2 separate regions of the Homo sapiens genome follow, and region 2 is linked to region 1. Evidence: read pairs that join two places in POLR2A ChIA-PET (ENCODE). Cell type or tissue: MCF 10A. All regions are shown on one strand. Links, peaks and the distances in the headings refer to the core of each region. The heading gives the core; the rest is flanking DNA. Region 1 overlaps PDPK1 (3-phosphoinositide dependent protein kinase 1). Region 2 overlaps ERVK13-1 (endogenous retrovirus group K13 member 1).

The links. Peaks named below come from ENCODE experiments on the same cell type or tissue, not always from the same donor. Only the 100,000 strongest peaks of a DNase experiment are listed, where the experiment ranks them.
Region 2: POLR2A ChIA-PET joins it to region 1 with 6 read pairs; 3 of 35 experiments call an interaction of 5 or more read pairs at or near these places.

Annotation. Positions count from the first base shown.
Region 1 is chr16:2,601,462-2,605,707 of GRCh38, reverse strand. It overlaps PDPK1 (3-phosphoinositide dependent protein kinase 1), which reads right to left. Exons shown (of 14, transcript NM_002613.5): 14 at 2,520-4,246. It also overlaps the pseudogene LOC652276. Among named protein-coding and RNA genes, the nearest start is that of FLJ42627, 35 kb to the left of the region's middle. RefSeq lists an enhancer at 1,797-2,136. In MCF 10A, for the core only: no CTCF peak of the experiment used is centred there; a DNase peak (open chromatin) is centred at 2,337.
Region 2 is chr16:2,654,707-2,659,222 of GRCh38, reverse strand. It overlaps ERVK13-1 (endogenous retrovirus group K13 member 1), which reads left to right. Exons shown (of 3, transcript NR_040023.1): 3 at 1-834. Among named protein-coding and RNA genes, the nearest start is that of ERVK13-1, 16 kb to the left of the region's middle. In MCF 10A, for the core only: no CTCF peak of the experiment used is centred there; no DNase peak of the experiment used is centred there.

The sequences.
Region 1 (4,246 bases), core at 1-4,000:
AGCATTTTTTTGTTTGTTTGAGACAGAGTCTTGCTCTGTCATCCAAGCTAGAGTGCAGTGGTGTGATCTTGACTCACTGCAAGCTCCGCCTCCCGGGTTCTAGCGATTCTTCTGCCTCAGCCTCCAGAGCAGCTGGGACTACAGGCGCCCGCCACCGCGCGCGGCTCATTTTTTGTATTTTTAGTAGAGACAGGGTTTCATCGTGTTAGCCAGGATGGTCTCGATCTCCTGACCTCGTGATCCGCCTGCCTCAGCCTCCCAAAGTGCTGGGATTACACACGTGAGCCACCGCGCCCACCTTTTTGTATTTTTAGTAGAGACCGGGCATCACCATATTGGCCCGGTTGGTTTTGAACGAGATCCACCTGCCTGGGCCTCCCAAAGTGTTGGGATTACAGGCATGAGCCACCGCGCCCGGCCCATAATTTTTAACAAAGTCTTAAGGAACAGTAAAGCAAAGGGATCAACCACCTTAACTGTGCTATAGTTCATCAACTGGGAATCAAGTGCTCCAGTGCTGAATAGACAACCATTGCCTCAAAGAACCCAATGGACAAGAGCAATTTAAACTCTAATTTCATATACAAAACAGGAATGCTTGAGTAGAAAGGCAAGGGAGTGACCACTAAGCCCTGTTATTTAAAAAGAAAAACCAAACAGTAAAACACACACCCACACTTATAAAAGGAAAATCACAGCTAACAAACGCCTATTTCTATCCTGGGGATGACTGTCATTTCCTGGGAGGTCAATTCTCTGAGTAGAGGGCTTGGTCAAATGAGCAATGGAAACAGTTGGAAGTTGTGGGGAGGCACAGGAGGGTTGGCATCTCAAACCCTCATTTCCACCCACAAGGCTGCCTTAGCAGTAACTCCAGATTCTCATTTCCTGATCACGGTCATGCCATGCTGAGAATGGTCTCAGTCAGGCTTCTCAAACTTGAAGAGGGATCCGAACCTTTCTGGGAAGCCTCCTGCATGGCAAATGTTGGCTGCCAAGGCACAAAGCCAAGCGCAGTCATGTAAGCTCAACTGAAAGACCCCGCAAAGTTAGTATAAGGCTTGTGAACTGCCTTGAATAAATATAGGTAACAACTTCTTCAAACAGGCTTTTTTGTGAGTTTCAATCCTGCACAACTCCCAAGACACGGTTCCTCGGCTCCACAACTCTTGATAAATAAAGGTAGCAAAAGGTTTCTATTACCATCTACCCAACAGCATGAGCATTTCGCTTGATGAAAGACAAGCTGCAAACTAACCTGGAAATTCCTGTCCTTTTGCGAAGACAGTGGGAAAACTAAGCCAATTAGAAAGCAGATTGAAAGATTCCTTACCTGGCCCTTCCTGGACATCCCTAAAGCAACCCTTAATATGAGCAAAATCCCCTTCGAAAAATCACAGTATATACTATGGACGCATCTTCTAAGAGGTGCTGAGTGGGTGCTGCGTGCTGTGGATGGAAAGGATGGAGCGCCAACTCTCTAAATACAAGTCACCAGGGAAAAAAAGGGCCGCCCATATCAACCCCCACGTCAGCGTTAATTCAAACGTCCAGAATGTGAAACGCCAAGGGTTCTGTCTCCAGAGCCAGCAAGTACCCTGGGACAGAGAAGAGAAGGCGTTCACACACCCTGGGCAAAAGAACCTAGTGAGAAAAAGAAAGTAGAATCACAGCAAAGTCCGGGGTCTCGGAAGCCTCCTCCACCAAAGAGCAAAGAGGGCGAGGAAGAGACACCCCCAAGGTGAAGCGACTCAGGATTCTCAAAGGCAGTGGACACCAGGGCGCCATCCTTGCCCTCCCCTCCCAGGATAGGGGATCGGGGCAAGCTGGGGATGAGCTGGCGACAAGGGAGTGTTGGGCTCGAAGCCCGAGGAGAGTCGCCCTCTCCTGCTGAGCTCTCCTCGGCGTGGAGCAGGGCGTGTGCGGCGGCCACAGGCCGAAATGGCCCAGGCCCTTTCGACTGGCCCACGTGGTCCTCACCTTGTCCGAGTCCGGGTCGGGGTCGGCCTGGCTCAAGAGGTACAGGAAGGATTTCGGGTCCTGACACAGCGGCGTCTGCCCAGTGGTGAGGAAGTAGGTGCCGCCGCTGTAGAGCCGGACCCACTTGGACCTGCTGCTGGGGCGCTGGGCCAGGACGCTGAGCCCCGCGCTTTAAGGGAGGCACAAGAAGCCACCCCAACCCCGCCCCGAGCCTGCCACGGGCCAGCGGCAGGAGCTCGCAGTGATTCCCCGCCATGATCCCAGCAAGCCCCACCACACCTCCGCTTCACCGGAAGAGTCCGGCTTTTAATATCGCCCTTTGCGTTCTGTCCCGCCCACTGGTCAGCCCTTGTAGAACACCCGCCGGTCACATGGCAGGCGGAAGTTCCATCCGGGAAAAGCAGCCGGCTGGTCCCACTTCCGGAGGGAGTGAAACCGAGCTTGGGGCGCCAACGCTAGCGGGCAATGGCAGACACCCGCCCCCAACCGCGCCCCCACTCCGTGGCGGGGTCAAAGGAAGAGCCACGCCAGCAAACCTCTACACTCTACATGCTTTTTATTACAAGACTACTGACCATACGAGGAAAATTCATCATCTGGTAACTACACCTAAAGCACAAGTATTTGGAAAAAAAAAAAGGATAAACAGATTCATTAAATTATATGATTAAATCACTGACCCAATAGAAAATTTATATAATAAAGCCAGAAAAAAAGTTGTAAAATATAGTTTACAATAATTATTCACATTCAAGGCTGTACATCAATACATACAACAACGTGGCCCCGAACATGAATTCAATTCAAATAATTCATATATTAGAATTTAAATAACACAGACTGAACTAGAGGCCAACAATAGCCAGCAAATAACCTTATATAAGAATAAAAATACAAAAGTGTATATCCTAGTATCATTGCATTTGTTTTCATAAGTTCTTTTAATTTTTGCTTTGTCTGTACATCACAGTTACAGCTACAGACCAGGTAGAGAATATTACGCATGTTCTGCTTGCCACCCACCTGAAAGACGTACTAGTCATTTATCCTATTTTATGTTGTGAAGGAACAGCTACAGCAGCTCTAAATACTGTAACAATTTAATTTTGCCAACATCCAACTTACTTACAGTCGTAATAGAGGCTTTTACCAGCACAATGACCCCTATTCGTAGTCATTCTGCCAGGTGGTTAGGCTATGTGGGTTACACAGCTTAAAAAAGGTCTGCCTTTTGTAAAAAGTTCTCTGTACATAGTTTGGTGTTTCTTCATATGGAAGAAATGAGTTACGGGGAAAATTCAGGTACACACGTAGGCTCGTTCAGTTGCTCACCACAGCCATCTCAACAGATGAAAGTGCTCTTTGTTGGAAACAGCTTCCTCCTCACACCAGTTCTCCACAGGCAGCCTCATCTACAACCCTGCAATTTTGGGCCAGAAGTGGTGGCCCCTCAGAGGCTCTGAAGTGCCTCCAGCCCCGATTCAGGCACTTGCCACGTGTGCTGCGTAAGAAGGGACCCCCACCCAGTGAGTCAACATAGGCTCATGTCAAGTTTGAAAATAACTGGGGAAAAGTGTATGACAACATCTTCCAGAACAAAGTACCTTCACCGTATTCTCACAGCAGCTGCGATCTCTGAAGTCTCAGCAGTGACCACCCCGGGTCTGTCAACCAGCCAGGCAAGGGGGGGCCCTCAGGCTTCAGAGGGCAAGAAACCAAATTCCGTGCAATTTGGCCATAATCTCTGGTAGAGTGAAGCAGCACTGAACACGGTGCCTAGAAAAACCTCCTGCACGTTCCCCTGCACAATCAATGGACCCCAACTACAGTGGAGAAATGAAGAATCCAACCAAATTTGGGTGGTCTGGACTTGCTGCCAGCCAGGCAATCTGCAACACTGTGGGCAGGGAGTTGGGGGGGGCGGCCTGAAATCTACACCAGCTGGGACAACCACGCCCTACAATGAAAAAGCCAGCCTGGCTGCTGGGCTCTTGTGAACCACTAAGACCTGAAGGTGGGGCCCCACGGGTGGAAGGGGGAGACAAATGCACTCTTGTAAAACCCAATCAGCTACGTGGTTTTTTTCAAAGAGGCTTTGCTCTGCTACTGATTCCAAATGTCCTAATATACCTTCTGAGTCTATAAACTTAATTACAAATCACTCACTAAGCATGTGGCAAGGTCAGTTCAACACTTGTTATCTCTGCTGACTGTGCAGATGCAAATTCAGTACCATTGTGGACACGAAGTACAAGATTCTGCCAAG
Region 2 (4,516 bases), core at 291-4,290, 53 kb before region 1:
CACCCGATTCTGGTTTCTGTTTATTTATTTATTTTTTCGAGACAGTCTCGTTCTGTCACGCAGGCTGGAGTACAGTGGCATGATTTTGGCTCACTGCAACCTCTGCCTCATGGGTTCAAGTGATTCTCGTGCTTCAGGCTCCCAAGTAGCTGGGATTACAGGTGCGCACCACCTACATTATTTATTTATTTAATTTATTTATTGAGATGAGGTCTCACTATGTTGCCCAGGCTACTCAAACTTCTGGTCTCAAGGGATCCTCCCGCCTCGGCCTCCCAAAGTGCTGGGATTACAGGCATGAGCCACCGCACACAGCCTGATTTCTGTTTAAAGAGTTGGATTATACAGGGACCCACAGAATTGGGAACTGACAGTACTGTAGAGCCTGTGTATGAAAAAGATGGACAAGCCTGACATTAGCAGCTCACTGTTGAGCACACGGCCCCCTGCAGAATAAACAAGTGTGTGGTTTCCATCTGATGAAGGTGGGCATGTAGTTCCTGGACAGTCCAGTGACTTCCATCATTCCACAGACAAGATCAGATGCCCTCTCTACCAGCCACCGTGCTGGGACCGGCCCAATCTGTGTTTCAAATCAGCTTGTAGCACGCAGGGATTCAAAATATTTAAAGATGAGGTTTGAAGGTACGTCTGGAGACCAAGGACGTTAGTTCTGGAGGTCCCCGTCTCCTGCGTGTTTGCGGAGCTGGTGACAGTGCCCTCTCCCCGTGCTGGAGAGGGCTGAGGAGAGGCTGTGTGTCTCAGCAGGATGCCAGTCAGGATTCTTCTGGCTATGGGCTTATTTTTTGCAATAAATTCATCGTTAAAGTCCCATTCTTTAACCTGTTTTTTCCCTTTTGGAATTAATTCGACTGCAGTAGGAAGGGGTTGTAGCTGAAAGTGACCGCTGTGCATTGAATGCCATCAGAAAAGGCTGATGAGATTTGCAGGGAAGACTTGAAGCCTCACTGAAATGCGCCTGGCGTGTGTTGACCTTTGCAGTGGAACATGTGGGAAAGGGGCCCGCACTCACTTTTCAGTTCTGCCTCGGTGATTCCAGGAGCCCCGGGGTTGGGAGCGGGGACAGGACCTTGCTCCTGAGTCTTAGGTGTGGTGTCTCTCGCCCCTTGCTGCATTGGCGGGACCCTCGGTGCCGCGGCCTCAGTTGCAGGGCGGCCAGGGCTGCTCCGTGAAGGAGGCGCTCACTCCATGGAGCTGCAGGACGCTGCATTCTCCTCACTCTGGCCATTGCCGCTGTCCTTCCTGCTTCCCCTTTTCTGGTGAGGGAGGGCTCCAAGGACTTGCTGGCTGGTCCCCAGATGCCAGCACTCCTGCATCTTCCCCTCCTCTCCTGGCCTGTCACTTTGTTCCTCCTCTGTGAGGGGCCCAGGCTCGGATGCCCGGCCACGGCCTCTCTTTCCAGCCTGTGCGGCCCAGGTGGGTCCAGGATGTTCCCTGCTGCCCTGTTCTCAGCAGTTCTTGTCTTCTTCAGGCTTTTCCTCCTTGCCTAGAGAAATTTCCCTACATGGAAACCCCTGTGGCTGTACAGTCTTTTCTGACCAATCTGCTGGGTTTTTTGTTTTTTGTTTTTGAGACAGAATCTTGCTCTGTCGCCCAGGCTGGAGTGCATTGCAGTGAAAGTGGCAATATCTGGCATTTGTAGATGGAAGCTGGAACTCAGTACAGGTGGGAACGTAAGCGCCTGTCGTTGCTGAGGTGGGGCAGCAGTCAGTTGCCAGCGCGTGTTCAAACACAGGCTGATTCAACAGTTCCCGTTCTGGGAATTTAAGATCGGAAAATAATTAAAGTGTATGCAAAGATTTTGCTACTAGAATATTTGTCACAGCTTTGAAATAGGGGAGAACTGGAAATATCTTGAATTTCCCTCAGGCAGAGATAGGTAGAAACATTGTGGTGAAGTCTGTGTCGTCCCTCAGGATCTGTGGGAAATTGGTCCCAGGACCTCTCTCAGATACCAGAGTCGGAGGGTGCTGAAGCCCTTGCTCTGAAGTGGTATAGTGTTTGCATATAATCTGTGCACACCCTCCTGTGTACTCTGTCATCACCAGATTACATATAATGCCTAATGTAATGTAAATGCTATGTAAATAGTTGCTTTACTATATTCTTTAGGGAATAATGACAAGAAAAAAAGTCTGTGCATGTTCAGTACAGATGCAATTTCTTGTTTTTCTAATATTTTCTATCCACTGTTGGTTGAATCCATGCATGTGGAGTCAACCTATGGATGGGGATGGCAGACTGTACTCTCCTGACAGGTGGTTACAAAGTATTTCTATCTGAAAAGAGCTGGCTGCAAAGCAGCATGCCCAGTATAACTTTCCTCAGGCCCAGGGAAAAGCTTGGAGGGAGGTTCCCACAGAAACATTAGCAGTGGTTTCCTGGGCCAGTGGGATAAGGACCAGGCATTGTGCTAGCAGTGGAGAAACAGTGGTGAATAAGGTAGGTCTGGCTCTGTCTCCTGGAGCTTACTGGACTGAAGATGAACCTTTCTCCACTAATTTTTATTCTGAAAAATTTCAAAACTAAAGAAGAGTTGAACGCATAGTACAATGAATATCCCTAGCCTTTCACCTGGATTCTACCAGTTGTTAACCTTTTCCATATTTGCTTGTATATGTTACCCTCTCACCTCCCCAAATTTTTTTCTATTATTTTTATTATTTGAAAGTAAGTCACACACATGATAGCATTTCACCCCAGAATCCTTCTCCAGGTGCCTTCTGAGCTCAGAAGCTGTCTCCTCTACAACCTCATCATTATCACATCCGAGATAGAATTAACATTGCATTTTCTTTTTTTTTTTTTTTTTGTTTTTTTGAGATGGAATCTCATGCTGTTGCCCAGGCTGGAGTGCAGTACTTTGATTTTGGCTCATTGAAACCTCCACCTCCTGGGTTCAAGTGATTCACCTGCCTCAGCCTCCCAAGTGGCTGGGACTACAAGTGTGTACCACCGTGCCTGGCTAATTTTTGTATTTTTAGTAGAGATGGAGTTTTATCATAACATGGCATTTTCTAATGCAAAGGTGACATGCAGCCTTCCTCAGTGGTCCCCAGTCCTCCTCAAAGTCCTTTATAGAGACAGTTTTACTCTGTTGCCCAAACTGGAATGCAGTGGTGTGATCATAGCTCACTGCAGCCTTGAACTCCCCTGGGCTCAAGCCATCCCCCAGCCTTAGCCTCCTGAGTTGCTGGGACTACAGGCCTGTGCCGCCACACCTAGCTAATCTTTTTTTTTTTTTTTTTTGAGATGGAGTCTCAAACTTGTCACCCAGCCTGGAGTGCAGTGGCACGATCTTGGCTCACTGCAACATCCGCCTCCCAGTTTCACGCCATTCTCCTGCCTCAGCCTCCTGAGTAGCTGAGATTACAGGCATGCGTCACCATGCCTGGCTAATTTTGTATTTTTAGTAGAGACGCGTTTCCACCATATTGGCCAGGCTGGTCTTGAACTCCTGACCTCGTGATCCAGCCTCCTTGGCCTCCTAAAGTGCTGGGATTACAGGCGTGAGCCACTGCACCCAGCCTAATTTTTGTATTTTTAGTAGAGGCAGGGTTTCACCATGTTGGTCACGCTGGTGTTGAACTCCTGACCTCACATGATCCACCCAACTTGGCCTCCCAAAGTGCTGGGATTAGAGGCATGAGCCACCATGCCCAATCTCTGCACCATGCCCAGTATCCCTTAGTGGCCCTTCTGACTTTACACTGCTTTTCCCTCCTGACAGCGGGGCCCTGCTTTCGTGGTCTGTATCCTGCTTGAGCAAGGTGCCATGAGGCTTTTCCTAGGCCTTGACTTTGCTGTAGCTTCTAAGGTGTCCTGTGGCGGCAAAAGGGACGTGTGCTCTGTGGGTGGGTGCAGCCACCTGTAGAGCTGCAGCTATATCCCCAGGATGGTTGTGTGACTGATGGTCCTTGGGGAGCCCAGCAGTGAGGATCTCAGCAGCCCACCTGTCTCAGAGTCCCCGCTGTGCACCCAGGCCCAGGGCTCAGTGAGTGAGAGCTCTCCGACCTCGGTGGGGGCGGGGCTAATTGACCTTCAGACCCACCGTGTGCCAGTGCTGGCTGGCACACAGCACTGCTTGGACTTCCCCTGTGGGAAAGGATGGGGACAGATCAGTCTTTGGAAGAATGGAGCGCTGGCTTTGCTCAGCCCTGTTCTTGGGAAGGTTTGATCTGGAGAGCCGCAGCAGCCAGACCCTGGGGAGGCAGGTTAGTGAGCAGGCTCCCAACTTACGAGCTAGGAAGGCTGACGGCTGTTCATTTCCCCCCATGTGGACCTCATCGGGGGTCCTTCCTGAGGGCGAGCGCTAGGTTCGTCTGCGTTTCTCTCTCCCAGTTGGGCCTGACTCTGGACGCCAGGCTGAGGGAGTACACAGCTCCTTCAGAGCACGGGCTCAGACGCTCAGATGCTCGGAGCGCTTCCGGCTGCTTTTCCATGGGTAACTCACATGTTCTTCCTGCAGGCTGGCATTTGTCTTTCATGGCTTTTT